Regions from separate parts of the Mus musculus genome. Here region 1 is linked to region 2. The links are chromatin loops, found by intact Hi-C in ENCODE. Cell type or tissue: heart. All regions are shown on one strand. Links, peaks and the distances in the headings refer to the core of each region. The heading gives the core; the rest is flanking DNA.

Region 1 (15,905 bases), core at 4,467-12,466, 57 kb after region 2:
TAATACATGGCCCTGGGGAAGCCTTTATTGACTTCTTACAGATCAGGTTCAGCTATAAACAGACCAAATCAGACCCTGAAACCAGAGAGTACATTGACAGAGATCTTGGCATTTGAAAATGCAAATATTAAATGTAAGAGGTCAGTCAGTCCATTGAAAGCACAAGGAGCACCAATACACAAATGGATAAGAGAGACAATTGGTGCTGGCCTTCAGGAGCACCATGCCAATGTTATAGGAACCAAAATGCCCAGTGCTTTGTAATGAATTTGGTCATTTCAAGAAACTGTAAAAATAAAAGATTCAGGTCTCAAAATAGCAAGTGCATTAAGTCTGGAGAATATGGCATTCATAGACAAGAATAAGGAGGTTCTGGCTGCTATGAAACACAAAAGCTTCCAGGGTATTGTAGCCACTGTAGAAAGGGCAAACACTGGTCTAAAGATTGTAGGTCCAAGATATTCATAAGACATAACCTTACAGTTGGGAAACGAACCGAGCGGGCTTTCAGTTTGAGACCCTGGAGCAAACAATAAGAGCCATCTTCCTTTGGTCAGCCAGGAAATACCAAGTGGACAAGAAGATCAAAACTAAGTATTTCTGATCTTATAGATGCAGCTCAGGATCTTGCCAAAGATACATCTCTTACACTACCCCCCAAATTTCAATATTACAGGCTAACCACTGGTGTTTATGATCCTTTACTTTCAGGGATAGTAGGAATCTTGGGAAATTTTATTGTGCACCCAGGTATTATAAGTGGGAATAGCAAGAAAGATAAACAAATTATGATATATATGAAAAAGGAGGTACAAATTAATGCAAGGGATAAAACTGCTCAGCTGTTACTGTTTCCCTACATAAAGGGCAAGGCTACTCCAGTAGAAAGAACAGGGGCTTTTGGAAGTACTGGAAAATGTGTGTTCTGGCAAATAGTGGTTAATGATCAGAGATTCAAATTAATGGTACAAATGAATGGTGCAAATGAATGGTACAAATGAATGGTGTTGAAATACAGGTGGATACATGAGCTAACATTAGTATACTTTCCTAAAAGTCTTAGAATCCAGATTGGCCACTTCAGGTTTACACACAGTTTACAGGATCTGGTAAATTATCACAAATAAGACACAGTGTCCAATGGATTACCTGTGTGGGACGAGAAGGGCAAACAGGGAAGAAAGTCCTTATGTGGCTGACATAGCCGTAAGTTTGTGGGGAAGGGGTCTTTTACAACAATGGGTTACTCAAATTAATATCCCTGCAATTTGGGGACATCAAATGAGGAAACTAGGGGTGATCTGGTGGATGCTCCTAGGGAAAGTATTGATACTGATAATTGGGAACAATCACAAGCTGTGCCCACTGTCCAAACACAAGACAACACAAGGATTGAGTTTTCCAAATTTATAAAAGGGGCCACTGCTAACATACCAACAGCCTTGCCCCTAAAATGGTTAGCAAACCAACCTGTGTGGCAAGAGCAGTGAGCCATAATAAAAGAAAAGTTGCAGGCACTTGAACAATGGTACAAGAACAGCTGGGGGCTCAACATATAGAAGAGCCTACCAGCCGATGGAATTCTCATGTTTGTTGTTAAAAACAAAAATCAGAAAACTACAGAACAATAACAGATTTAAGAGCAGTAAAAAGTAATTCAAACACTGGGTCCTTTACAGCCTGGACTTCCTTCACCTTCTTTGTTACTGAGATCATGGCCTATAATAATAATTGACTTGAGAGACTGCTATTTTACTGTATCCTTACATGAGCAGAATAGGAAAAGGTTTGCTTTCTCAGTACCTACTTTGAATAATAATCACCCACTAAAGAGATGCCACTAGAAGGTACTTCCACAGGTAATGTTAAAGAGTCCAACTTTATGTCAATATTTGGTACAATAAATTCATGGGTAATCTCCTCAGTCTATCATTTATCATTACATGGATGGCATTTTGTTGGCTGATTCTGATGAAGCTTCTTTAGAGAAAATGTTTAAAGAAATATAAAGGCAGAATCAATGAGTCACCTAGCCTTAGTTGTATCCAAAATATACAAATAGGTGATGGATGATGGCTGTTCTTAGTTGTCTACTTGACTAGAGCTGAGCATACCTGTAAGGGTTCTATATATGTTTTGTTCTTTTGGATTAGCTCTTTTGAGTGTGAAGACCCACCTGAAATCTGGATCACTGAAGGTTGAAAGACCCCCTCCCTGATGGGGGATACACTTTCTGAAGGCAGCCCACATAAAACCGCATTGAAGAAGAGAGCTTTGCTTTCTTTCTGTCTCTGTGCCCTCGTTTGTGCTGGCAAACCCGCCTGCCCTATTGCTGAGACATTCATTTGCTGGTGTTAGAAGGTACATCTTCAGGATCTGACACAGACTAAAGAGCAACAGTTCTCTGGAATTCCAGGCCCAGACATGAACTGTTGAGACCTTCAGGCACATGAGGTGGACAGCTATCAGATTCTCGACCTTTCCTCCAGGAGACATCTATGTGTTGGACTCCTGGAACTACAACCTCTAAGTCACTCGAATAAATCAAACACACTTGTATTCATCCTATCAGTTGCATTCCTCTAGAGAGCCCTGATTCATAAACACTGGATTATTATGACACCATGATACAACTTTAATGATAAAGACTTTTATCCCATGAGTAATGAAAGAAAATAGTTTCTTGATATATAATCTACTAATGATAAGCAGTGGTAAAATAACAGTTTATACTATTACATAAAATAACAGCATTCTCTATTTGAAATGATTCACTCCTCTGTTGAAAAAAGTTTTACAGTAGATAAGTAAAATGTTCCCGAAAACAAGACACATGCCACAGAGAAATTTTTCAATAAAACTGACTTGATTGTTGCAAAAAAAAAAAAAAAAAAAAAAAGAAAAGAAATACAAAGAATTCTGCCATGCTGGGGGGGGGGGGAGAGGGTTAAGGGGGTGGCCAGCAGGGTGTGGTGGTACAAATTTCTTCAGAATAAATACAAAGAGGAGATTCACTTAGTTATAAAATTAGCCAACAACAAAAAAAAATGACCACAGAAGGTACAGATCAGTAGGAACCAATTACAAACTCAGAACAATTTTCAAAAATTTTTGGGAGATATTTACTGGCTGAGACCTACAATTTGATTAAGTACTCATAAAATTGGCAAGAGCTTGATGTAACTTAGAGAAGAATTATTAACAAATATTCAAAAAGCAAACATATATAGTTTATAAAAAGAACTAATTGGATTCTTCCACATATTGTAAAGAGAACATCAATTCCAGAAGCAGCAATATTCTATGTAGATGCGAACCAGATGGGGATGGCAGGTTATAAGTCACACAAAATAAGCAAAGTGACCAAAAGTCTATATACCTCAGTTCAAAAATCAAAACTGTATTCAATTCTTACAGTATGATTAGATTATCCTGAATCTCTTAATATAATTACTATTTCTTTATATTCAGAAAGAGTTGTTTGGCATATAGACTGCTGAATTTCTCATACCGAAGTTAATTCAGAATTAACTTTGCTATTTACACAATTGCAACAGGCCATCAGAAGTAGAAACTATCAATTATATATTACTCATATTCAGTCTCATACAGGCTTGCTAGGTCTATTAGCTCACAGAAATGAGGAAATTGATGAATTACTAATAGAAAATATGTTAGAAGCCTCAAAATTTCATGAAAAACATTAACAGTAAAGATTTAAAGAAAAAAAACTTCTATCACTTGGCAACAAAGCCACAGAAATAAAAAATGTCCTATATGTTCTCTATACAACCAAACTTCAGAACCACCTTACAGTAACCCTAGTGGTACCAAAAGAAATTATCTTTTTCATTTTGCAGAATTTGGAAAACAAAGGTATATACGCCATACCACTGATAGGTGCTCAGGGTTTCAATGGGCAGCTGCTTTAAGAGCTGAAAAGGCTGCTTGTGTAATTACACACTTATTAGAAATAATGGCAATTATGGGGATACCTGCGCAAATTAAGACCAATAACGCTCATGAATATGTTTCCAATAAGATAAAGCAATTCTGTGCATATTACAATATAAAACATATTTCTGGTATGTATACTACACAATCAATCCTATAGGAAAAGCAGTTGTAGAAAGAGTCAATCGTAATTTAAAAGAGATGCTTATTAAACAAAAAGGAAGAGTAAAAACCCGCAGGGACAGACTAGATAATGCTTTGTTAACCCTAAATTTTCTTAATGTTGGTGGAAAAGGAACAGCTGAGAGACACTGGGTTATCAATATAACTGAGGAAGTAAGCCAACCCAATATACTATAAGTTGACATTAAAATGGAAGCCTGCAATAGTTTTAAGTTGAGGATATAGTTATGTTTATGTATCTACAAGGACTGAAAAAATATGAATACCAACAAAACTTATAAAGAGACTGGAGAGACAACACAGAGACTGGACAAAATAAAAAAATACAGCTAGCTTTCCCAGGATTTGGCCAATATCCAAAATTTCACAGGGTACCAAAAAGATATCCTTACTTCCAGACAAGTAATTTTAAGAACATGACTCCCCTATTACCAAAAGATAGGATGGATGTTTTTGGTTGTTTGACATGTAATGGTTGTTTATCATCTAGAGTGGTTGGCTGATACTGGTTATGGTCCGGGAGGAAACAAAACAATGTTTAAATCAGAGATCTTTCTCTTCTATCTAAAAATGGAGAAAAGGAGGGGAAATGGGGACTAACAATAAATAAATAAATAAATAACCAATTAGCCTACTAGTCTTAAATATTTTACTTTGGCATAGGTGTATAATGATAGAAATTTAAGATTGTTTTGTTCGACTATTGTCTAATAATAGAAATTTAAGGTCGTTTTGTTTCATTATTGTATTTCGATGGAAATTTAAGGTTGCTCTGAATATTTAATGATAAAATTTTAAGGTTGTTTTGCTTGACTTCTGTTTGATATGTTGTATACAAGCACCTTATCTAAAATATGGTATAAAGTTCTAGTTTTATGGTTCTCATAATTATTTCTATTGCATGTAGGTTGTTAATGACAGAGAAAAAGACAACTCTTATTAAAAAAAAACAGAATGGGGGATATGAAGTGAAAATTTCCGGTTTCTTTAACAACTCTGTTGTGTACTCTGTTGTGTCACATGCTTTTTGGAAGGTGTCTTTGTAAGAGGGTGTCTTAGTCAGGGTTTCTATTCTTGCACAAACATCATGACCAAGAAGCAAGTTGGGGAGGAAAGGGTTTATTTGGCTTACACTTCCATGCTGCTGTTCATCACCAAAGAAGTCAGGACTGGAACTCAAGCAGGTCAGGAAGCAGGAGCTGATGCAGAGGCCATGGAGGGATGTTCTTATTGGCTTGCCTCCCCTGGCTTGCTCAGCCTGCTCTCTTATAGAACCCAAAACTACCAGCCCAGAGTTGGCACCACCCACAAGGGGCTTTTTCCCCTTGATCACTAATTGAAAAAATGCCTTACAGTTGGATCTTACAGAGGCATTTCCTTAACTGAAGCTCCTTTCTCTGTGATAACTCCAGCTGTGTCAAGTTGACACAAAACTAGCCAGTACAGAGGGCATGTGATGCTTTGCTGAAAACAGACCCTTGAGAGGATGTGTGATGTCTAGAAAGAAGATAAATGGAAGGCCATAAACTGAGAGGATGCTCTTGCACTCTTCTTCACTAGTCCTCACTTCATAGAATTACATCAAAGGAATTCTCAGGGTGTTCCAGCTCATTCTGGCTGCTTGCCTTGCTGTTTCTGTTAAATCAAGTTGCCACTACTGATCTGTATTTGGTGTTTGTTATTGAACTGGACTGCTGGTATCCTGACAACAAAGAGTGGAACTGCTCCCAAGGAACTACTTCAAACAGGTCCACAACCCCCTTTTCCTCTTAATCACCTTTCTCCCCTACCTCTGATCAGTGGGCTAGAAGGGAGGTTGGAGCATTTAAGAATCCTAAATAAAGTAGATTTTGAAAATATCTAAGCCTACAGACCACCCCTCAGGAAGGCAGGATTACCCCCAGGAAGGCAAGCTCATCTTAAACCATGCTATAGAAACAGTAGAATAATGAGCCCTTTGATGACGTATTCTCCTCCAGCCTCGAGTACAGTCAAGAGCCTCAGTGACTCTGTGAGCGTGCCCACTTTTCTGAGTACAAATGTACAGCTTTTCTTTTCCCTTTTTTTTCTCTTTAAGGTGCTGGCCAGAACCTAAATATGCCTTTTCTAGTACATTGGGCTTCCTTACTCTTTCTCTCTCTAAACAACATCTCCAAGCCCCTATGTGTCACCATGTGTCTCACCTCCACACCAGCTTAACTCAAAGGACAGGGTATTCCTTATCTCTCCAGTCTCCTCCTCCAGACAGCTGTTGGGATTTACAGCTTGCCTGCTCTGCGAATTTTTTTGAATACTAATAAAATTATACATAATTTTCCATTAAAGTCTATTCTAAAATTACCTTATTAATGGAACTAAGAACCCAAAATTTCTGTTAACAATAGTATATACTAATTTTGCCTAGCCACATCTCATTCCAACCTTTCATATACTATAATCATTCCTGTTCCCTCTTTCTAGTCACCTTAACAAGCATCTACTAAGTATGCCAGGCCCTGACACTACGAGCTTTCCATTTACAACTTCATGTATTCCTCACAGAAACTCTGCTAGGTAATGAATGTCACCCTCATTAAGGAAATGCTGAACATAGGAGGTGTTCAACCACATCAGTGTTACTCCAAGCCTCACCCTCCCCACCGCACCACACTGCCTCTCAATATACCATCCTACCCGCACATGAGCTATGGTTTATGACAATACACCTGTCTTAGTTAGGGCTTTACTACTGTGAGCAGACACCATGACCAAGGCAACTCTTATAAAGGCAGGATTTAATGGAGGCTGCTTACAGGTTCAGAGCTTCAGTCCATTATCATCAAGGCAGGAGCACTGCAGCATGCATGCAGGCACAGTGCAGGTGTCTACATCTTCAACTTCAGGTCACTAGGAGAATACTAGCTTCTAGGCAGCTAGGACTCGGGTATTAAAGCCCACACCACCCACAGTGACACACCTACTCCAAGAAGGCCACACCTCCTAATAATGTCACTTCCTAGCCCAAACATACAAATCATCACACCACCCCAGTCACCAGTACCGAAAGACGGGGGGAAATAATGCAGTAACATGTACCTTCAGAACACAAATGAGTCCTTCCCCAAAGGCTGCCTTGTCAGGCCATGCACAGACAGAGAAGCAGCAACAGAGGGGTGGGCATGTTCAGATGGAGGGGAGCATCAAAAGGGTCTTGCCAAAAATGGAAACAAGCACTTGGCAGAAAGGCTCTGTTGAGATTTCTATAGAGCTCACACATCTAGAGCAAGCCAGGAGGCCATTGCTATTGCTGGCCATGACCTATGGAAGCCAGAGTCCACTGTATGGGAGTCAATGCAAAAAACAAAAGCAAAACAACTGTTTATTTTAAATAATGTGATGCCTGTATTTAAATAATGATTGCTTAAATATTTTAAATAACTTAAAACAAAAAACAAAAACAAAACCACAAGTGGCTGGAATATGGCCCCCTAGCATCAGAGAGAGTATAACAGAAGTGAGCAGACGATGGCTGACTCAGGAGACTCTGAGCACCTGCGTGGCTTCAGCTGTAATACGCAACCTCAGAGACTCAGTTCCTGGATGTTAAGGGGGGGGGGGTGTTAAACCAGGCTATAATTCCAAGGCTCTGGGACTCCCCAGAAGTGATAGGGTTCTGAGGTACACTGGTGCCATCTAGTGGTGGGATAAATACATTGGTCATACAAGACAGTATTTGGAATCAGCAGATTTGAAGAGATATAAAGGGAGTCTATTCAATTAGAGGCCTTAGAAATCAATTCAAAAGAGGCCAAGAGAAAAACATGGTCTATAGAGGAAGTTTACTCAAAGCTTCATGATTACTAGTTTCTGGAGTGCAGTGTTGGGTAGTGAGGAGAGCAATTACAGCACTTTATAAACTTCAACACCAAAAATAGAAATTAGCCATCTAAGGCCACTAGAGAATGAGTAAAATTACTTTTATGACTAAAAAGATAACTTTACAGCACGAAGGAAACAGACAGAAATACCACTTGCTTGGATATCACAATTTCCTTTTGTTTTGTTTTGTTTTGTTTTCAAGACAGAGTTTCTCTGTGTAGTCCCGGCTGTCCTGGAACTCACTCTGTAGACCAGGCTGACCTTGAACTCAGAGATCTGCCTGCCTCTGCCTCCCAAGTGCTGGGATTAAAGGCGTGCACCACCACTGCCTCGCCAGTTTTCTGACTTGCTACCCAGAGTTCCTTCTTCCTAAGGGACTGGGGGGCTTGGGGGTGGGAATGGGGCGCTGTCCACATGAATAAACAAGTTCACAATTTCTGCTATGTCCCTTCGGGACCAACTGGTTGGCGTCTGTCTGTCACATGAACTAAAGGTTAACATAATCTAGCCCTAAAGGCACGCCCCGTTCTCTATCCTGTGCCTTCTTCCCTACCTCAGTCTCATGGCACAAATGAAAACAAGCTGTTGAATATAGTTCAACAAACAGGAAATACCCTTAGGCCAAATCCAAGATCACTGCCACCTCTGTTTGGTAGTGGCTTTCCCCAAGACATGCTCCATGCTCTTAAGTCGTGCATCACCATACTTGCACTCTAATATTCCCCTCACTGAAGGAGAACACTCTTTAACCTGTCAGTTTTACTGTCTCCCTAAGGGGATAGTTTCCTTAATTTTCCTTTTACTGTTGTAAAAGAATTCTACTATTGGTTGTTTAATGCTGTTTCTTGTTTGGATGTTTACAGCTATTCTGTTATTTGCCTCTTCTTTCCAGAAAACTTACACCACGTAAGTCATCTGCTCCCGAGACCTTCCCAGAAGGTTTATCTCCCTGTTGGCTACAGATAACGGGCAAGAGTGATTTCTCTCATCACCTTGCAGAGCAACAGGCGGGAGAGACAGTTGCACGTTTGCTGCAGAGAGCTGACTGCACCAGAACTGAGCTAGCCCATACGTATGCTGGCTCTGCTTTTCCGAGCAGTGGAGTGATTGCAGACTCGGCTTTCCACCTTATGCAGGCACAGAACAGACCGGCCTGTGCCATGCCTCTGGGGTTCCTAGGTCTCAGAACCAAGCAGGCATCAGGCAGGGTTTCCACCTTCCCCACTCTATCACGGCCCAGACGCTACCACAGGGTTCTTGGCAGCTGTAAAATTAAGCCTTAGGAGTTTCTTTCTTTTTTTTCCCTTCCTTCCTTTCTTTTTTTTTTCCTTCCTTCCTTTCTTTTTTTTATTGCTAGCCAATATGAGAAAGAAAGAAAAAGACTCTTTTTTTTCTGTACATATTATTCACATATGTCCATCCTGTCTGCTCTTTGAAAAGGGAACACCAACCTCCTTGAATTTTCTACCACAAGTAATAACTTTACGACAGAAATTATTGGGTCACATTTCAAATGTAGATACTTTATCCTTTCAAAAACTAAAATGAGTCAGGCATAGTGTCACATGCCATAAACCCAGTGTTAGGGAGGCTGAAGCAGAAAAATGACAAGCTCAAAGCCAACCTAGCCTACACAGTAAGATCCTGCCTCAAAACAAAAACCACTAAAAGGACAGGCAACATTTGCCCTGTACATAAGGGTGAGTATGGCCCAGGCCTTGGGATGAACCATGATTCAAAGGTCTGACTCACAGGGAGAGCTCAGGAGATTCACTGGGCACCCTGTGCCAGACAGCTCCAATCTTACAACTTTATTCTGCTTCTTCCAATAGCCCAGTGACTCTTTGTTGACGGGAAACAACGTCTACGCTAACAGCTGAAGGTATTCAGGACGCTCTAGACTTGGCCTTGGCCAATATGGCACTGTGTCCTCCACAATCTCCTACAGAGGTCAAACCGAGAAGTTAAGAGCTCTGAAGCTAGGGCAAATGTCCAGGCTGAATATCAACTCCTGTCTTCATCAACTACAGCGGCTGGTACAAACTGACACTTCTAATTCTTCATCTATAAAGTTAGTAAAAACATTAAGGATCTTGGTGATTGTGCCGCTGGCTAAGAGTATCTACAGAGTGCTTAAAAGTCAGTACCTGAAGCCTGGTCATATGTAAAACTCCTTGCTGTGTTACTATTAGGATAGAATAGAATAAAGTCAGAACTCTACAGTCACCAAGAATCTTTGCTTTCTAAATGACTGGTGTTTGCACATGCAGAATATATTATTCCCAGAAGACATGCCCCCAGTTTCACTTCTGTGAATCTAACCCTTCTTTAAGTGCTCAGTGAAAATCACTTCTCCATCAGGCCTTTCCTGACCATCCATTGTTGCTTCATTCGCCTCTAGGCAGCAAAAGCACACTGCCCATTTATTCTACCACTGCTCACAGGGGACTCACACCTCTCCTCTCCCCACTGACACACAAAAAACAAAGGATTGCAAGCCTGCATCTTAACAAGCTTTTGCATCTCTCAATACTGCTAAAGGAATCCACGTTACATCCTAGCTTAGATCATCAGTGCTTTAAAAAGCTCCAGTCTCAGGAAAGCATTAGTCCCGTTGACTGCCCCCTACCACTCAGCACTGCCACTGGCTTCCCTTCACCTTTGTCCACCAGTGTTTCACTTCTGCCTGCAATAAAACAAGGCCGTCTAGTATCTCTTTACTTAGCTGTCTATTCTCGGTTCAGCACTGCATTTGACCACCATCTCCCTAGGAAGCAGGTTACTGATAGTAATCTGCTGTCTCACCGCACCCACTCTTCAGTCCTCAGAGTCTGTTTTTGATCGTCACCAGCAGGCTTCAAGCCAGGGACCAGTTCTTGGCTTTCTATGAATGTTATAGCATTTGGCATCACCCTGATAGTTTCATTTCTATGATCCCTTCCCTTAGTTCTTTCCCCTCTGGCCAATGTGCTGTGTTGACCCGAGTATATTCCATTTCATTTGTATTTCTGGCAGTGTCCTTCTCCTACCTTCCTCCAGTCACTGGAGATGTCCAGAGTACAGGGCTCGGTCTCATATTCTAAGCTGGTACAATGTTCTCTAAGACATTTGCTTACTACTGCAGTTTCAATTTAAGTCCGAGGAGCAGCATCTGCATGCTCTATACAATGGCTTTTCACTCAGGCTTTTAGCTCTAAGGGACTGTCAGCTATCTTTGCTTTAACACAGCACCGTCACCTCCTATTTAACACCCAAAACCATATCACATCTCCTGCAAAAAGGTACTTTCCCTTCTTCCTGAATTTCCTGTGGCTAATTTAAGAGACATCTGAGTCAGGAGATGTTGCTGCGTAGTATAATGTATAGTTGCCATGTGCCAACACTCGGGTTCAATCCCCCTGTACTACACACAGACACAGACACAGACACAGACACAGACACAGACACAGACACAGACACACATACACACACAGCATCTGGCATTCACACTGGTTCCAAGGCTTCCTTCAATCATGCCAATCCAAGGGTAAACTCGAAAATTTTCCTTTGTAGCAAACCTCAACCTATTCTTGCTCCTTCCTGCTCCTGCTCCTTCCTGCTCCTTCCTGCTCCTGCTCACAGCTGAAGTCACAGTTAAACTTTCAACAATACTATGTGTGCCGTCATTTACACAAAATCACAATAGAGTCCCCTACCCGTAGAGTTAGATAACCCTAAAGCAGGGCCTTAAGTGGTTCACAAACTGGTTCTCCTTTTGTTCTTTTCCAGCACAAGCTCTTTGCTCTCTGCTCATAGGCTGGCCCAGCTAATGCATGCCACATCTGCACCTGCTCTATGGCAGGCCATTGATACTGTTTAGTCACATAACTACGTAACCACCTATCCAAGCAACCACCTTTCCGAAAAGACAAAGAATACTAAAACAATTTCAAATTGATGATTTTTAAAAAGCATATCTATTAACTATTTAGCAGTTGTTGATTTTATCATGTTGGGGGATTTAAAGACTACTGTATTTAAAAACCCCAAATCAAATATCTATCAAGTATGTTGGTTCAAATATAATCCAGGACTCAGGAGGCCGAGGCAAGAGGACTGTGAATTCTGGACCATTTTGGGAGACAAAGTGAGTCAGTATCTCATCATACTGCCACCACCACTATTAGCAACAACACAGAAGCCGCTTACCAGGAAATACATGAAGCAAAATGGCATCTTATTGTGTGCAATTTGTGTCCTCTAAAACAAGTAACTTCATCGTCAATATCTGTCTAGCATACATGAATTTATAGCAGCACTTAGAAATGTTAGATTTGTCCCATGACAGATGGAATTTTATCCAGAATTTTAATACCTTTTATCCAGAATGTTTGAATAGATCAAAACCCTACACTATTACAACAAATTAATCTATTAAAACTAATTTTGCTCATTTTCATTTGCCCTATATAAAAAGTGAAATGCTAGAGAAAAACAAAAAAGAAAAGATCCTCACCTCATAGCTGCAAGTTACATTTGGATATACCCTTCTTTTCCTTTTAAGATTTATTTAAAAAAAAAAAAACAAAAACAAAAACAGCCGGGCGTGGTGGTGCACACCTTTAATCCCAGCACTCAGGAGGTAGAGGCAGGCAGATAGAATTCTGAGTTGGAGGCCAGCCTGGTCTAAAAAGTGAATTCCAGGACAGCCAGGGCTATACAGAGAAACTCTGTCTCGAAAAAAACAAAACAAACAAACAAACAAACGATTTACTTTTACTTTTTTAGGTTCTGTATATGTGTATCTGAGTGTTTGTGCACATGAGTGCAGGTGCTGCTGGAGGCCTGAAGAGGGCGCTGATCTGCAGGGGTTGGAGCTACAGGCAGTTGTGAGCTTGTCTGCTTCCCTCCCCTCGCTCCCCTTAGCTGCCCCCCAGTCCAAAGTAGAATTAAAATCTTGAATTAAGGAATTAAAACAATGTCAATCCTTACAGAACTAAAGCCAAACCCTTCCTGGATGGGCCCCCTAAAGAGCAAGCATACACTGGACAGTCATATGAACACTAGAATCCATGGCTCTCCTCAAGCTCTCTCCAGCTGAGAAGCCAGCTCCTCTCTCAGCATCCTTGCGCTTCCCATCCCTCATTCAACAACCACCTCCCCTCACATCAGCACTATGCCTCCCCTTCCCCATCCAGCAGCAGAACTACTCCCCTCTCCAGTCCTCCTGGTTACCTGAGTCTCAAGTCCTTACTCCCAGTGACATCACATGACCTTACAAAGGTGAGGTCTCTGTTAGCCAAGTAGAGGAGTTAAGGAGAAAAGAAGCTTTTCAAAAGAGAGAGCAACAGAAAAGGAAAGAAAAGAAAACAACATGTGTTGAGCTGGGTTGGATCGCATGACAGGAATGAACATTTTCCTTTATCCCTGCTATACAAACTGATATCTAAGCAAGCCATTCTTACTTTTTGCATAAAAGTCAGAACAAGGGGAAGAATGACTAACAATAGAAACAAGAACTCAAGTTTTACATGTCAACCTATGGAGATTTGGTTAGATTTCTCCCCTCTTACCTCAGTGTTTAGTACTTAGGTCCCTGAAGCCCAAGATTAAATTTTGCTAGTTTCTTGAGTCTTGTGGGGGGAAATGGGTGGGTCTGAGTGGATGGCAGCACTAATGTAAGTGGTGCGTGTCTTCTGGCTCTCTGAGAAAAGCACCGTAAACAGCAGGTTAGCGCAGGAGCCCATCCCTCAACACAAAGCCAAACCGTGCTGCTTTGACATCGATGCTCTGCAGATGCCTCTCCCCATTTACCAAGATCTCACATTGAAACTAACCTTATGGACAACATTGTTTTTTAAAGTTCTATCTTCTCTTTCTTGTGGCACTCAAAAGAGACAGCACACAGTAATGACAGCTCTTCAGAGACATCCAACTTAGTAACTTGGGTCACAAGTTACTAAGTCTAGTGTTTGAGTTACAGTTTGTAGCAGTTATACAGACTGGAGCACCAAATAAATGCCTGTGTATTTTGGCTTTTGTTTCGGTCTGCCTGGATTGAAGACACATGGCAGGCGGCAAAGTATCCTCACATAATATCTGTCTGTATTGTGACTGTGCTTTGAACAGCTGTCACTTCTGTGTCTCAGTAATTAGTTCTAAATTGTATAACAAAGCCATTAGCCTGTAACTCTTCCCTTGCAACTTCCCCCAAATCATCGCTTTGTTCCAGTGTCCCTCCCGCACCAATAACTCCCCTGCAAGTGTAGCTTGCTACCGGCTTCTTACCCAGGCTATCTAGTGCCCCCTCCCATAGCTGTGTGCACAAAACAATGGTCCTGCGTCCCTCTGTGCACACCCCATTCCTGCACTGAAGGCGAAGCATGGCATAAATCAACTTTAGTGGTTCCCTAACAACCAAACAAAAAAGTCAGTGAGTGTAGCCTAACGTTTAAGACATTTGATAGCCTGAGTCAATCTAGCATTCCCATTGTAAAGGCCCTATTTCCTCTGGCTCTGAAAAATCGGCCTGTTTACCAGTTCTCCCGTCCCTCCAGCCCACAACTCAGCCTTTGCTCCTTAAGCTCTGCAGTGTAAGCCTCCATAACCTACTCAAGTACGACTTGTCTCTCAAAGCTGAACACATCCTATTCTCTGTATGTGAGAGGGGGAAAGACTGATTTAAATTAGGGCATGTTTCTTCAACCAAATGCTACTGACATGAAAGGCCAGAAAAGCTTGTATAAACAGCTATGCTGTGCACTGAGATATTTCATCATGGGATTTTTGCCCCGCAACATCTCTGATATCTCTCCCTTTCACAAGCCAATAGCACATGCCCTCACTTCCCCTTTATGAAAGTCAAAATTATCTCCAGAAGTTGCAAAATCATATGTAATAAGAATCACTGCATTGGTACAGTTGCCAATGAAAACCAACTCCAAAGTTATACATTAAGCATCTTTGTTGTCACGTTATCCCCATCAACTTCAGCAGAGACATTGTATGTGAATGTCCTACTCTTCCCCAGACTGCTACCTGTCACCAGCTTTGGAGGACACTAAGTGTTATTCTCATTACAACACACACACACGCACACGCACACGCACACGCACACACACACACCTTAAATTTTGTTTGAAGAATACTCTAATGAAACCTGATTCTTTGAAAGCTTGCTTATTTATTTATTTATTTATTTATTTATTATATAAGTACACTGTTTCTGTCTTCAGACATACCAGAAGAGGACATTGGATCCCATTACAGATGGTTGTGAGCCACCATGTGGTTGCTGAGAATTGAACTCAGGAACTCTGGGAGAGCAGTCAGTGCTCTTAACTGATGAGCCATCTCTCCAGCCCTGAAAGCTAATTTTTGAAAGCATTCAAAAATTCAGTGTAAAGGACTACCAGGTCTACCTTTTTATGTACCTATTTTCCTATCATTTCAGCACAATTCATAACAGGCAATCCACATCTCTATCCAGTAAGCAGGGGAACAGATTGTAGCAATGGGATATGATCCAGTCTTGTAAGGAAGAGGTTCGAATAGCTATTGTAGCATGGATGAGCCCTGAGGGCACTACACTAAGTGGAATAAACCAGTCATCAAAGATGAATACTGAGGGCTGGAAAGATGGCTCAGAAGTTAAGAGCACTGCTGCTCCAGGAGGTGACCAGGATTAGGTTCCCAGTACCCTTCGGGTAGCTCACAAATGTCTGTAACCCCAGTTCCAGGGGAATCCAATGACCTCTTCTGGCCTCTGCAGACACTACACACATGGTGTATATTTACACACATGCAGGTCAAACACTCATCTACGTAAGGAAAAAGAAGACTCCTATATGACTCTGCTCTGTGAAGTCAGTAGAGGTAGAATAGCTGAGTCAGTCAAAAGGAAAGCAATGTGGCTGCCAGAGGTTTAAAGA
Region 2 (15,905 bases), core at 4,977-12,976:
TTTAGTGGCTTGCTCCCAGACTCCTAGTCACTAACTTTCTTATGCAGCCCAGACTCACCTGTGTAGGAATAGTACCACCACAGAGAGATGTCCCCTCCTACATCAACTAATAATCAAGAGAATGCCGTCTCACATGGCAACCTGGCCCAGCAGTTCTTCAGTTGAGGGTCCCATCCACTACCAGCCATCACACCCACTGACCCGGGCTGCCTCTAAATGCTTCTACGTCCTCAGTGCCACTGAACCGTTCTGGTTCTGCTATGACTTTTGGTATTTAAAGCAAATTCCACTTGTGAGGCCTCGGTCCACTCACCGCCCTGTGGACCCTCTCCTTCCCAGTGCCCTTCTTCCTCTGTGGACATTTCCAAGATCTGCCTGGGACAGAGCATCCCTCAGACAAGGATCAGAGAGACGGAGAGCACATGGGTGTGTTCTCCGTTTCCTTTAGCCCCTGTGTCTTTGTGTGCCTCTAACACAGCCTCTTTCCGGAGCAGGCACTCCCTGGCTTAACAATCTCTGGGTAATGAAGAACAAGTTCCTGAGCAGGGACCTACAGGAAGGGAGGAGAGGAAAACCATCCAGGTGAATTAATTACTCCAGGAAAGTCCTGAAGTAATTGGGGCTTCCTTGGCCTGAGAATAATAGCAAAGGAAAATCAATTTGTAAGCCAAAAATATTCACATCTCCATCTATGACTGGATATATATGTTCCACCCATACACGTGTTCTCCCTTGGCTGTGTGTGCCAACACAAATACCCTTTTCTTTCTCAAGGTCATCTGGAGAAAATGAGAGAATTCCAGAGAACCCCTTTAAGTACAGATACAATGAACATATGTTCTCAGCCACCTCCACAGAGACAAAGAAACAGCGAGGGACACGCAGCCAGGACCAATGGAGAAAGATCTGGTCTTTTGTTTTTCCCTGTGAGATGGGGGTCTCACTGAAGAGGCCCAGCTGACTTCAAAACCAAGATCCTCCTGTGTCAGGGTCCCCAGTGCTGGGGTTCTGGGTGTGCTTCCCCAGGCCTGTTGTGGTAAATGTGCTGCGGTGGTTGGATGTGTGAGCTGGAAATAATTAGTTCTCATAGACTCACAATTTCTAACCCTACTTTGTCCAGCTTAAAGAAACAGAGGAAAGGGATTAATGCTTGCCCTGCCCCTGTGGTAGCCCAGCACGTGAATGCCCATCTGCATACAGCTCCAGGATGATATACGCTTACCCCATCTTACAGCTGAGGCAGCTTGAAAGACCACGGCGAGGGCACAGTATGACCCCTGGGAGTGCTGACAGCAGACTGTAGACACAGGATCCAAATGTAGCTATTGCCCTAGCCTCATGGTAGACCACAAACGGAATCTTAACACTAATCATTAAGAAAACATTAAGGTACACAGGCTCTTATTCTGTCCTTTCTTCTTTCTCTAAACTGGGTGACCAATGAGCCCATAGCTCTGAAGTTCAATGAACAAACCCCCAAAGAGAGGGGCTGTGGAGATTGCTTAATGGGTAGGGCACTTGTCCTGCAAGTGTTAGAGTTTGAATCTTTATAACTGTGCTGGCTAGTTGTCTGTCAACTTGACACAAGTTGAAGTCATTTGAGAGGAGAGAACCTCAATTGAGAAAAAGCCTCCATCAGACTGGGCTGTTGGCAAGCTTGTAGAACATTTTCTTAGTTAGTGATTGATGGGATTCCGTTGTGGGTGGTGGCATCCCTGGGCTGCTAGTCCTGGGTTCTATAGGAAAACAGCCTGAGGAGTGAGCCAGTATACAGCAGTCCCTGCTGTTTGCCTTCCTGTCCTGACTTCCTCCAATGATCACTGTGATGTGGAAGTATAATCCAAGTCAATCGTCATGGTTTATAATTGTAGAACTAGAAAACCAGGCCAAAAGTCAATGGAAAGCCAGGCACAGTAGTACATCTGCAATCCCACTGCTCCTACACTGATTTAAGGGACAGAGGCAGGAGAATTCCCAGAAACCCATGGGCCAGCTGGCCTGGCATAATAGTAGCAAACAAGGGATCTAGCCTCAAAGTTGAAAGAGGAGAGCTAGCACCTAAGCTTGTCTCTCTGACCTCAACATACACACAGTGACATGAGCCTACACACATACACACACACACACACACACACACACACACACACACACACACACACAGAGAGAGAGAGAGAGAGAGAGAGAGAGAGAGAGAGAGAGAGAGAGAGAGAGAGAGGCCCATTTAAAAGAAAAATACCCAGAGGAATGAGATCATCTCTTGGCAGGGGTATGGAGGGAAGAGAAAGGTTTTTAGGTGAAAATGATTATTAAATTAGGATTGGAAGTATGCCTACATTTGGAGTTCATCACACATTTTGGATTCTGTTTTATTAACCGGCTCCTATGAGCCCCATCTGACCTTTGTCTTGCCACCCTCTGCTAAGCTCCTGGAAGGAAGGGCATGTGCTTCATTCATCACAAGACCAGCAGAGAAGGCTGCTGGCAAGGCAGTTAGAGTGGAAGGGGAAAAAGGAAAGGAAAGAAACACACACTCAAGGAGACTAGATTGGATTTTTATACCTTGACTCCTGGACAACTGCATTTTGAGATAACTCATCCCTTCCTCTCCAGGCTGTGTCAAATAAGACAGTGGGTAATGGGGTCTGTGAATGGCTTGTAGACAGTGGGTAATGGGGTCTGTGAATGGCTTGAAGGCAGTAGTAACAGGGTCTCTGCACTCATGACATTGGACTATTATAACCTAGTGTTTGGAATCACATTAAACCTATACATTCATTTTTGGTTTGTTTTTTGTTTTAAAGATTTGTTTGTTTGTTTGCTTATTATAAGTACACTGTGGCTGTCTTCAGGTACACCAGAAGATGGCATCAGGTCTCATTCAGATCTCATTACAGATGGTTGTGAGCCACCATGTGGTTGCTGGGATTTGAACTCAGGACCTCTGGAAGAGCAGTCAGTGCTCTTAACTGCTGAGCCATCTCTCTAGCCCAACCTTAACATTCTTTAGGGCAAAAATACTTTGTAGCCAAGTTTTGTGCCCTAAGCATAAACCACAGGGCCTGACCCACAGAAGATGCTCTTTAGCATCCGTTAAGTGACAGGGGACCTAGTTTTGACTATAGAGTCTTGAGCAAACTGTTCCTCAAGAACTCCTCAAGAACTGGGCCACACAGGGAATGAGGGACAACCATTCCTATCCTGAGAGAGCCTTTACTTTCACTTGTGTGACCAGAAGAGGCAGAACCAGAGACAGGGTGGAGAGCCACTCAGGATGATGGTCAGAGTAAGATACCACTCAAAGCAAAAACAAAAGTGCCGTGTGTGGGAAGGTTAGAAAGAGGGGACATAACATCTGGCTTAGGGGTCTGAAGAAACCTGAAAGGGGAGATCTTGAAGAAGTGTTCTCCACTGCTGACAAGAAGTGGCAAGGGGAAGAGAGCGCATCGTGAAGGTCGTGTCATTTTACAAAATGAAGAAACACAACCAGGAAGGTTACCAGAAACACTGGCAATTACTTGGGGAGAGCTCCACGCTGCCATGGGAGAGTGCGTGCCACAGTCAACAATGGGTGTATTTAAGGAAGCGAGGCCAGGCAGTTTTCAGAGACAAAAACGAGGAGTTACATCAGATATTTTGAAACAATAATCTTTGGCCACAGTGAACCACAGACAGTTGCTGGGCAGATGTCCTTGAAGATAGACTTTTGTTTTAGGTTTCGGAGGCCTGGGCGAAAGATGGATTCTTCGGTGGTTTAGGGAGGGGCTCGGGGGTGGTTTCTATCAGCAAGCACAAGGAAGAGCATCCTTCCAAGGTCTCCCCACTCTCAGCCTTCTTTCCTTTCTCATACTTGTGGTTGCTGCTGCTGTCAGGGCTGACTGGCAGCTACGACACTTCTTTCCCAGGCAGGGGGAGAGAAGATGGATAAACAGGCAGGCTCCAGGAAGATGCTGGGCACCAACTCTTTAATAGAATCTTGAGGTGCCTGCAGCAATGGGAAAACTGCTCAGGGCAGTGGTTCAGAGCCACATGACACATGTACAGAAAAGCCCGTGCCTCAGGGAACTTCAGAGGGTCTTGAAGCAGAGTCATGATATAACCAGAGAGCTGTGTTCTACACAAGAGTCTTTTCTTTTTCTTTTTTTAATATGTGAGTACACTGTCGCTGTCTTCAGACACACCAGAAGAGGGCGTCAGATTTAATTACAGATGGTTGTGAGCCACCATGTGCTTGCTGGGAATTGAACTCAGGACCTCTGGAGAGCAGTCTGTGCTCTTAACCACTGAGCCATCTCTCAAGCCCTATGCAAGATTATTAATGCTGCCAGTCATTTTTCCTGTATCTCAAAAGATGACAGATTGCAATGCAATAGGCCACACGAACAAAGCACACTGAGTTTAATCTGCACAATAGTTGAAATTGTAAAATATAACCCTGTAGTTAATGACTATTAAGGAATATATTATAGGGGGTAAAGGTGACAGAATCCACCGTTAGCTATCTATTGCTAAGCAACTTAAAACAACACATTTATTACCTCTGGTCTTTTTTTTAAAGGTATTTTCTTTATTTATATTTCAAATGTTATCCCCTTTCCTAGTTTTGCCTAGTTGGCCATCAATGGGAGGAGAGGCCCTTGGTATTACCTGTTTTTGAGGCTGGGGGGAGGCAGCTCTTACTTCAGAGCATCTCAAAAAGCTGCCATCAAGGTGTCAGTCAGGGCTAGGGTCTTGATGGAAGGCTCAACTTGGGGTAGATTTGCTTCTATGAAGTGATTGCTGGTAGGATTTGGCTGATGGCACCATGGGACTTTGGTTCCTTGCCTTCTTCTGCACTTTGGAGGTTGCAGGCCCTCCATGCCTCTCCACCACGGCGCCTTACGTTATCAAAAGCAGACAGGGAGCTGCTGAGTCTCTCATAACTTTGGGAGAAACATCCTTTCACCATTGCCAGGATTTTATTGTAAAACCACCATCCTCCAGGAAAGGGGTTCCATAGGACTGTAAATGCACCAGACAGGGATCTCTTGGTGCCATCTCTGGAGGCCTGTCTGTCATCTCAGTATTTCACAGAATTCTTATTAAAATTCACAAAACTCACAGTGAAATGAGGAGGAATTTTCAAACAATTATGGCCAAATGACCTGACAGATCTTGGGATCCATGCAGAGAAAGAGTTCACTCCATGGAACGTCACAGTCAAGGATTAAAAATTGTGTCGGTGAGTACTGCCTTAGAGAGATGGGGTCCTAAGATGCAGGGGACTGGGCAACCACAGAGCTCCTCCTCACAGTGAACACCCATCCCCTGCATCCCCAACCGCATGCATGGCTGTTTGCAGAATGAAGCTCTGCCAGTCTCCTTCCATTCAAATCCTCAGCCCTGCTCAGGGCCCGGACACTGGAGTTGTGTGTGGATGAAATAAGATACTCCGTCTGGTTCATATCCTTCCCAGGAGTGCTTCCTTCACATAAAGAATGTGCCAGCTGCATTCCTGAAGATGGGAAAGCAAATGCTGCCAGGACTGATTTGGGATTCTTGGAGGAACATCGTTAGGACAGACAGAAGAGGGACAGTGAGACAGGGGGCAATGGGATGAGTGTTGGTGACGATTCATAAAGCACTGTGCCTTTGATCTACAGGTCACCAGCTATTAATGGATTGCCCTGAGACATCCCTCCCCTTGCCATATACATTCTTGGAATTCTTCCAGAAAAGCCTCAAACCTTAGGGTTATCTTTTTCCTTTGTGTAATGCACTGGTCTTCCATTTATCATCCCTATGCGGTCGTGGGTAAAATTTCACCTTTTTTGTTGTTGTTCCAGATCCAGGCACACATAAGCACTGTCCCTGTAACTGATGCTTTGTGGATCCTGCTAGATATGCCGATCAGTAACTTCTCAGACAGCTCAGACAAAAGTTACCACCCAGCCAGAGCTGTGAGGCAGAGCGTCTCATGCACGGCCTTGCTAGTCAACTTGGCCTTCAGACGTTATCGCTGAATTTTTCCATCACACGACAGTGCCTGGTGGAAATGCCACAGGATATTAAACATGTCAACACCACACTTTTCAAGAAATGTGAGAAGCTGGCTCCAGCCACTAAGATGAGCATGCTCAGTCAGTGAGTAAGGCCCAGCCTCCCTTAGGTTAGCCCCCAGCGTTTCCCCAGACACCAATGTGGAAAGGCATAGGCTCTGGGCTGAAAGACATCAAAGAAGGGAAGAGTCTAGAGTACAGTGTCAAACAATACAAGTTATGCCAGGGAGTTAGCAACTTAGAGTTGTGCAATGTTAAACTCTTTGAGGAGAGGTTTGGTGGTCGGGGTGAATGGAGAGATTAGTTATATGCAGTTCACTTTGGGTTTCTATTGTCAAATCTCACTTCGAAAAGCCATATACTTTCTCTTAATGAGAGGGTGGGGGCAGACAGATTTAGAGAGACAGAGAAATAGGCAGGCAGGCAGGCAGACGGACGGACAGACAGGGGTGGAGTTGGGGCTGTGTGAACCACACTCCAGAGATCATACTGAGTGCGGCCACGCTGCTGCTCACGTTTGGAGTTTTCCACTGTGAATACAATACACATTTGGAACAAGGCACAGAACAAAACCACTCAGCTCAATGACTCATGGCACAAGAACCACATTAACCGCCACCCCAGTTAATGAAGGTGACTTTGCTACTCCCCAGAGCCCTTTATGTACCTCCCAGCCAACACCCACCTGAACCCACAAGAGCAACCAGTTTCACTCACCCTGAGGTAATCACTACCTCTCCTTTTTTACTGACTTAACACCAAGCACGAGGCAGTGAATAACGTAGCTTAATTCCACTGCTCTTTGAGCTTCTATTATGTCCACAGGGGGAAAGAAAGCATGCATACAGGGTGTTAAGAAATCCACCGATGCTGCTGTGGCTGTAGGGAATTCATTATCATCGACGCAGACTGTTGGACTGCACGCCTGGTCCAAGTCTACCTCTGGTAGACGGGTGAAGGGCTTCTACCCGGGGCCTCTGATGAACAATGCTGCTGCAGACAAGCCTCTGTGAGAGCTACGGTCCACACATGGACAGATTTGCACTGTGTGCATCTAGAGCAAAGTTGGTGGGCTGTAGGGTATGCACAGCTTCAAAAGATCGGCAGGGTTTCTAGGAAGAGTGCTTATATAAAGCTGTCATTCCCGGCAGTCACTTTCCTCTCTCAGGAGCACGTAGTAGGTACTGCCACTTAACCATTAGCCACTGATAGAGTCTGTGCTCATCTCTGATTTTAATTTCATGACTCAAGTTGAGTCTTAGCACTTGTTTTGTATTTATATTTGGCTATTCCCTTTAGCACAATGCTCAATTCTTTAGTTGGGTTGTTTGGTTTTCTTTCTTTTTATTGGCTTATAAATGCCAGGCACACACAAACACCTCACCCTCTCTCTGGCGCTAACCATCTCCCCCAGGTAGCCCAGGCTGACCTCAAATGTCTAATCCCCCTGCTTCAGTCAGCCTCCCAACAGCTGGGATTATGGGAACGGGCCACCACACCTGGCTCCTTGTCACGTCTTTAAACAACTTCTAACTTGAATGTAGGCCAATCTTTTAAACAACTGTCTCTGCCAACCACCAGCATGGTATAATGGAGGGGCTCAGAGGCCCCACCCTCTCTGGGGAGCTACTGACAGCTAACGGCTGCTGAATGACAGACTGGAAGTCATTTTCTTCATGACACAAGCACTGGTAAGTTACCCACACTTCAGTAAATAACCTCACACCCACGTGACTGCAAATATCCCTAATTAAGTTCAGTGGGTTGTTAAAACAAACAAGATATAAAAATGGGGGGGGGTCTTGTTAGGGAGAAGCTTTAGAAAGAGTGGGAGGGGAGGGGAGGGGATCAGAGAGGAGGAGAAGGAAGGGGAGAGGGAGAAAGAGAGAGGAGGAGGAAAGAGGAAGAGGAGGAGGAGCGGTGGGGGGAAGAGAGGAAGAAGGGGAAAGGGGGAGGCACTGCTGAGACATAAGCCTGTCTCTGGCCAAGCAGCTGTAGAATTACTGAGACTGCTTTATCAGCCCTGGCACCAGACTTCCTAGAGGCCGACGATTTCAATAAGTAGCGTTGAAGCTCCACAGACAACTGAGATATTCTGCACCATCGTTTCTCAAAATACAGGGCTATGACCGCCCCCCTGCACCCCCAAAACACACCAGGGATTATAGAAACTGGAGCCACGCTGCAGGTCGCCCTCATCCAGGGACTTCACGGCCCCTGAGAACTGACAGATCATCAGCAATGCCCGTTTCGATGACACCAAGAGTTACTTGTCTTATCTGCACACAGAAAACTTCACCTAAGTCCTCTGATAACTCTGGCTGGCCAGCAGTTGAGGAGACTGAGGCTCAGGGAGGTTGGGGGGCTCGACTGTGGCCATAGCTAGGAAGGGATAAAAGCTGGGCTTTCAGTCTAGTTAATCCAGGCAGTCAACTGCCCACTTCATCTTATAGAAACCTGTTATACATTAGCTGTACCAACTAAAGAGGCCTGCCATGGCACTGCTGCTCATGCAATACCAGGCTTTGATACCCTCCTCTCCAGTCCCTGCCCACAGCCTCCCCCCTCCTGATTGTTTCCCCATCCTTAGTCTCTTCTTCCTTCCGGCCATCCATCCGTACCACCTTTTCCCTTTATCTTTCTAACTTGGCTCCTTTCTTCCTTTACCTAACAAATAAAATAAAATAAAATAAAATAAAATAGTCCATCATTCTCCACTGCCCCTTTCCTTAGCCTCACCCTCAGCCCAGAAACAAGGGAAAGCTCGCTACAGATGGAAACCCAGAGAACAGCAGGGCTTTGCAAGCACTAGACCATGGGGAGCCCTAGGAGTCTACAGCTAGCATTGTGCCAGTGGTTATCATCAAATGGTTTCTTACTTGCCCTGTTTTTCTGTTACATATTTTCATTTCCAAAGCCCTGATGCCTCTTCTTGGCTGCTGATGTTATTATATGCCTGCTCTACAAGGCTATAGATGAAGACACAGGCCTGAGAGGTTATGAGTCTCTGAGTCTCCTGAAAGCACACATTGGCCTGTGAGCAGCACTAACTCTATACAGATACTGATAGCCACTTGAGCCCCCTGTCTGGAGAAAGTTAGCCATGCGTGGGTTAGCTCCTTCACTTTGCTATGATTTACCATCCCCTCCCCCTTTCTGGCAAGAACATCACAAAAGATTAAAAAATGGCTCAGAGTTACCATTCAGAAGACCATAATAATATCAGTTTTCCGCCTTGTAGCCCTTGGCAGGACTCCCTTTTCATAGATCACAATGTGGGCACAGGGCCAGGAGATGGCGAGGGTGACTCACGGGTCACTGCAGTTTATAAGTCAGAATAATAAAAGGGAAGGCAGATCTGACATCACTGGCAAGGGGAAATTTTTTGGTGTTGTGTTAAGCGAACTAATTACAGCCAGCTCTGCAGAACGTGGGAGGAGGACAGTGTGGCTGAACAAAGCCAAGCCCAAGGAAGGGGCAAAATAAAATAAAATAGAATAAAAATTGCCCATAGAAAGCCAAACTCTGATACTGCAAAAGGAGTCACATAATGCATTAGCGGCTGTTTGTCCGAAGGTCAAAGGAAAAACTAAAACAGTCTATGGGCACAGATGTTGTTAACCAGGGGGAGGAGAAAGTGTACCATGCCAAGTAGCAAGAGGTACACCCAGCCACACAGCCCAGGGTTTACACGGCCTCTGCTGCAAGCCACACATCTCCACTCCTGCTAACTGAAAGCACAGAGGAAACAATTCAAGAGCCAGCTCAGCTTTTGCGTTCTCCTGGTGAAGAGCAAACGAGCCACAATTATTATTAGGTCTTGGCTGTGAAAGGCGGAGCCCAAGGCTACCTGCAGCCCACGAGGATTATGCTCTTATTAGTATAGTCCTGGGTTTAGTGGCAGCGTCTGTCTAAGGAATACAGCTACTATATTTGAGCGCATACCTGAGTAAGCAGCATGTTGATTGAAGTCTATCTATTTATAAGCTCTCCTGCGTGCTGTGAGAAACCCAGCTGCATTGCCACAGCACGGGCCCCTCCACCCGAATGAAGGCTCTTGGCCATCTCACTTCAGGGCCTGCTGAATGAACAGGCAGACAGGAAGTGTGTGGCATCCACTTCGGAGATTTTATTCCTCACTCTTGGCCAGGAGAGTTCTTATCTAAACAGCAACTTAGGTTGACATGGATGTTATAAAAACAAAATGGAAACAAAAACCAAACCCTTTTCATTGGGCTCAAGTACAGCTTTGAGCTGGTAGAACTACAACTAGTGGTATAAACTGGATAAGGTCCTGCAGAGCCCGAGCTACCAAGACCTGAGGGTACGTCACAGTCCTCAAACTGAGTCTGGGAGGTAGTAGACCGCAGCATATGCTCATCAATTGTCCCACGTTTCTGAGTGGGTGGCACTAACAACACACCCAATAGGAACAAAAGTGACATGGAAAGTCTATCATTTTCTTCAGCGTTTGGGTCCCTCGCTATCATGATGAAGCTTCACATAACAGAGGGCCACGTGTTCCGCCCTTAAATGAGCCAGAGTAGTCTACAGGGCTCTGTAGTTCACTTCCACTTGTCTATACTCACTCAGGGTCCTAGTTAAATATGCTTCATCTCTGGGAAAAGGCTGACAAGGAATTTACTAATTAATAATCCTAACAAATCATAGGCTATTATCAACTAAGACCTCACAGAATTTCTTGGGGAACTCAGTGAAGAAAGGCAAACTGTCAATCCCAGCACTCGGGAGGCAGAGGCAGGCGGATTTCTGAGTTCGAGGCCAGCCTGGTCTACAGAGTGAGTTCCAGGACAGCCAGGGCTACACAGAGAAACCCTGTCTTGAAAAAACCAAAAAAAAAAAAAAAAAAAAAAAAAAAAAAAAAAAAAAAAAGAAAGAAAGAAAGGCACACTGTCAACGTGGTCCCACTGTTCACGAGAGAAGGCAAATCAACCAATTATTGGGAGAGCCTATCCAAGCAGCAGGGAAAACTCGGGTTTTGGGATCTGCCTATTTCTTCTCTTTCCAGAGCTGAGCTGACAGGGCTCAGAGAGAGACGTGACAGCTGGCCAGTAATATTGATTCAGCGACTGACTGCTGCTAGCTAAGTTTTGGAATGACATCTCTTCTCTTCTGGCAGCTTACAAAGCAAAAGAATGATTCTGAAAAAGAGACATTAGTACTAGAAAACCAATGTTGAAACTACAAAAATTAAGACAGGTGGAAATACAGTATTTAGCCAAAATAGATGACACATTGCACGGAGACTCCACAGCAGTGATCAGATGAGTGGTCCTCACCACAAAAGCTGACGCTAGGTGAGAGCACCCCACCACGCCTACGATTCCAGATCCACCACGCCACACCCACAATCCCACACCCACCATGTCACATCACTCCCTTTTTTGGTTTTGGTCTACACCTCCAAAGGAAAACATCAGCAGCTCTCTTTTGAGCAAACAGCCCATGACAAAAGAGAGGCTGTGACTCAGCATAGCTATGGAGAAGACAACAGAATGCAGGTGACTGCTTTGCAGTGTGGTTTGTGACTGCTACAACTGGAACTAAAAGGAGAATAAATTGATTCATTTGTTCACTTGATTTCAGAACTCATGTTCTTTTGGGCATTTCTTTTCTTCCCATCTCTCTTTTACCTGCTAGGTACTGACAAAGCGTTCACTTAAAGCCTTGCTCCACCCATTGCCACCCACCATCCACATTCACGTCCTATCTGCCCGATATTCACCCACCCACCCCACTCCCCAGTGGCTTCCCTAAACGACTAAGTCATAATTCCTGTTACCATCTCATGACACTGAACTTTTTCAGGAGTACTGTCTTTTAGAGCAGAAACTTTGGACATATTTATTCCCCTGGAAAGCTAGTATGATAATAGAAAAGAGAAGCAGATGGCTAAGGAATTAAGAATATTTAGAACTGGTAAGCATTCATAAGCAAAATTCACCTATGAAAGAATTTTTTTAAAGATCCTCTAAGTGTTAAGACTACTTTATGTTGATGGATCATGAAATGTTAAATTCCAAAGACAGCTAAAACCAGAAAGAAACTAGCGGTAGAAATTATTCCCAATTACAAATAAGAACATGGAAAATACAAGGGACAAGTGATTCACACTGTGCATGGGACCCAAATCTGAGCAACGCAGGCCAGAAACCAAACAATTCCTTTCTCTGACTTCTGTGGTGAGAGTAAGCTCAGCAGCTACCTTCAGGATACATGTCCACCGCCATTACTGACAAGCATCTCAGTCAGGCATTGATAGAGGGCACCATTTCTAGCTGTCTCTACCCACAGTAAGCTTATCAAACAACGTCCTTGGGCCTGGCAGTTTCACCATGAAGAGCTAACAGCCCGTTTCCTAGTGGCTAATGATAGAGTCATAATGTGGGTGTACCCCTTCTTTTCTTGCTGTTTCTTGATCTGGAAGCTAAACCACACTCACACTTCCAACTTAGCTAAGTCTGTGTCTGACACAAACACAAGACCCCAACAAGTGTAAGTGTCTCCAGCGCCAAATCCACTCTTTTCTCATTTTAGGACAGTAATGGAGCCAAGCTAATGATTCCACAAGCTTGTGGTATCTCAGTGTCCCCCACCTCATTTATACTAAGTTTTTCCAAAGAATGATATGCTCATGTGGGGCTGAGCAAGGATGAACCCTGTGCTGGCCTCCTTGTGCCAGAATGCTTCAAGAGTGCAAATCCTGAACTTACCAATAACCAAAGGTATAAACAATTTTTCTGTGTAATGAACTTCACAAGTGCAAACATCTGAGAACATCACAAAATAAGGACGTTTGCCAGCAAACAAATTTATTTTAAAAACGGGTATCTTGTGTTTCAGAAATACAGGTACTGGAGGAATTGGAGAAAGCAGAAGAGACTGCGCCACAAGCTGCTTTTCAGTCAGTACCGGTTTCGAAGCTGGTTGCTGAGGTCTTGCAGCTCTGCCTCCAGAGCATTCACAGCTGCTATTTCACTGGCGAGCTCTCCAGAGACTTCTCCACTTACCACATCTGTAAAATTCTGCTGCAATGTAAAAGCAGTACAGCCATCAAAAGGTGAAAATTTCTTCCACACAATACAGACATGGTATTAAGTCATTATAGCAATCTGGAACCCAGTGCTCTCTGCACAGTGCAACTCTAACTGTGCAGCAGCAATGCAGTGTCTGCTCAGACCCCAGAAAGGTACAAATGCAAACTGTGTGCCTGAACTTACAGACTCAAGAGCTCTCCAACTACAGTTCACTGCTAGAGCACTTGCCCAGAGGGTCCAAGGCCGTGGGTTCAAATCTCTACTCTGTTCGTAAATGTTCACTGCTTTTGTCAATGTTATCCAATAGTGTTTGAATGAATGATGTTCATTCGTCCTAACAAAATTCTATCTACTGTGCATGCCTGGTGAGTCAGGAAAACCAGCTTCAAGATTTTATAAGCATACATGGGCAGGGAGGGGAGGCAGGTAGGCTTGCATAGAGTAGACATCTGTCTCACTGTGACATATAATGTATTCGCCTTGCTATACATTGTTTTCATCCCAATTGAATAGATTTGTATTGTTCAATAGCACATCCTAACAGACTGACAGAAACATTGCTACAGTGTGTGGAGAAGAAAAAACCATCTTCTAGGCAAAGAGCCTGAACACACACAGCATATTCTGACCCAGGAATCACAGTACTTACAAATCACAATGAACATGCAGTCCTCCTCAACGTAGCAAGGAGGAGCAGCGAGAAACTGAGGCTTAGAAAGAACCACAAATCTCCAGGGCATCAATCTGCTGCACCTGCAGGGCATCTGACTTAGCTCCCTGGGCTCCACCGACAGCCCTCACGCCATTCTTGGCTGTGACTTGCACAAAGATGAGGTGCTGAGGACAGAGGACTTGCTCTGTCCTGAGAGGACCTGGCCTGAAAGACCTGCGAGCAGAGGCTATTTCAATGAATAGTTTCTGTGCAGATGTTTGTATTGTTGTTTGTTTACCTGGGCTCTAGGAGCTGACCTCCTGCTGTCGTCTCTAGGCAGACAACAGAGGGCAGAGCCCTGCAGACCAAGCCTGCCCAGGCTCTGACAGTTCTCTCTACTCACTTTCACTTTAAAGTGGAGTTCAGTCTGCCTTTCACTTACTTACTTATTTCCTTTAGCAGCAGTGACCTGACGCTGATGGCCTTTCAAGCCCACAGTTCTAGTGAACTCGCAGGTCATTCTTACCTTTGCTTTGGATAACAAGCCACGTAAATTGAGTCGAACTGAAGAAAGTGTTTGTACAGCTTCCTGGGGAATGGACTTGCTCTCAGCGCATTTCATAGCCACTGCAAGATGAACGCAGGGAAGGCATTAGCGCTGTTCATCTACAGGATGACAAAGCAGCCCTTTACTAAGAATTCACAATAATCAGCTTTACAAGTTTGTACTTCCCTAGCCCCTCCCCCTTCACTTTTTTCTCCTTGGTGGTACTGGGAAATCAAACCCAGGCCTGTGCACGCTGGGCAAGCCCTCGTCTGCCACTGAGTTACATTCTGACCCTCCATCCTTCATCCTATATAAGAGAGCACTGCTAAGGAGAATTCGGATGAGTTCCATTAGGCGGGGATCACACACACATGTACGTACACAAACCCACACATATACATGCACACACACCAGTGAATGAGGCAGGCAAATAAAGCCTCACTGGAAAGCAAGGCCCAAGATGGACAGAGGACCAAGATGCAGTGCATCTCAGTAGGCTTCCACGGTCCCAAGTCACTAAGGCGGTTGCGCATCTGACTGGCCCAGCAAAGTGACACACCACATGTGCCAAGCTCACAAGCTTGCTGCATTTTTAAAAAAGATCTATCTATCTATCTATCTATCTAATGATGTGAGTACGCTGTAGCCATCTTCAGACACACCAGAAGAGGGCATTAGATCCCATTAAAGATGGTTGTGAGCCACCATGCGACTGCTGGGAATTGAACTGAGGACCTCTGGAAAAGCAGTTAGTGCTCTTCACTGCTGAGTCAACTCTCCAGCCCATTAAAAAAACTTGCTGCATTTTTTTTTTTTTAAAGATTTATTTATTATAATTAAGTACACTGTAGCTGTCTTCAGACACTCCAGAAGAGGGCATCAGATCTCATTACAGGTGGTTGTGAGCCACCATGTGGTTGCTGGGATTTGAACTTCGGACCTTCGGAAGAGCAGTCGGGTGCTCTTACCCACTGAGCCATCTCACCAGCCCCAACTTGCTGCATTTTTAATTCTCAAAGTTTACAGCATCCCCGGAGAACTGGCACCATCAATCTGCACATCTGCACCCAGGGAGTGGAAGCATGGCCAGGCACCCCGACTCCCAAGCCACTTCTGGCATCAGCACTGAGGGAATCTCTCATCCCTAGAAACGGCCTTTGGCATTCTGGGAGCCTGCTTCTCTGAGACGGAATTCTGACGGGAGACTACTCCTCCCAGAGGAGGATGCCTTGTGTGAACAACTGCAGCCCCTGCACAGACGGGGCTGGGATCTTTCCGTTGTTTTTACTTTTTTGTTTCTTAAAATTATGTTCATGAGCTGGAGAGGTGGTTAAGAGCACTTAGTGCTGTTCCAGAGGACCGGAGTTCAACTGCCAGGACCCAGACAGTAAGTAGGTCACGACTGCCAAGAACCCAGTTTCAGGACCTGGTGCCCTCTTCTAGACTGCAGGCACTGCACACAAATGAGCTCTGACACACACACAAGAAAACACTCATACACATAAACAATAGATTATTAAAAATTATGTCCACTAAATTGCAGATCATAGTTTAAAACTACAGCTTCACAGACCACAGCTGCAGACGCTAAGCAATCAGAAGAAACAACCTGC

Evidence for each region. Peaks named below come from ENCODE experiments on the same cell type or tissue, not always from the same donor. Only the 100,000 strongest peaks of a DNase experiment are listed, where the experiment ranks them.
Region 1: a loop joins it to region 2, with 2.2 times the contacts of the local background. A loop is called at or near these places in 5 of 42 quality-filtered maps.

Annotation. Positions count from the first base shown.
Region 1 is chr17:74,802,930-74,818,834 of GRCm38, reverse strand. All of the region lies in intron 13 of Ttc27 (tetratricopeptide repeat domain 27), which reads right to left. Among named protein-coding and RNA genes, the nearest start is that of Ttc27, 93 kb to the right of the region's middle. In heart, for the core only: CTCF peaks have their summits at 7,620 and 7,820 (motif pointing left); no DNase peak of the experiment used is centred there; H3K27ac peaks cover 725 bases.
Region 2 is chr17:74,860,513-74,876,417 of GRCm38, reverse strand. Ttc27 (tetratricopeptide repeat domain 27) reads right to left here. Exons shown (of 20, transcript NM_152817.4): 19 at 14,272-14,372; 20 at 12,848-13,084. The coding sequence ends at 12,962. Among named protein-coding and RNA genes, the nearest start is that of Gm31759, 82 kb to the left of the region's middle. In heart, for the core only: no CTCF peak of the experiment used is centred there; a DNase peak (open chromatin) is centred at 9,327; H3K27ac peaks cover 5,880 bases.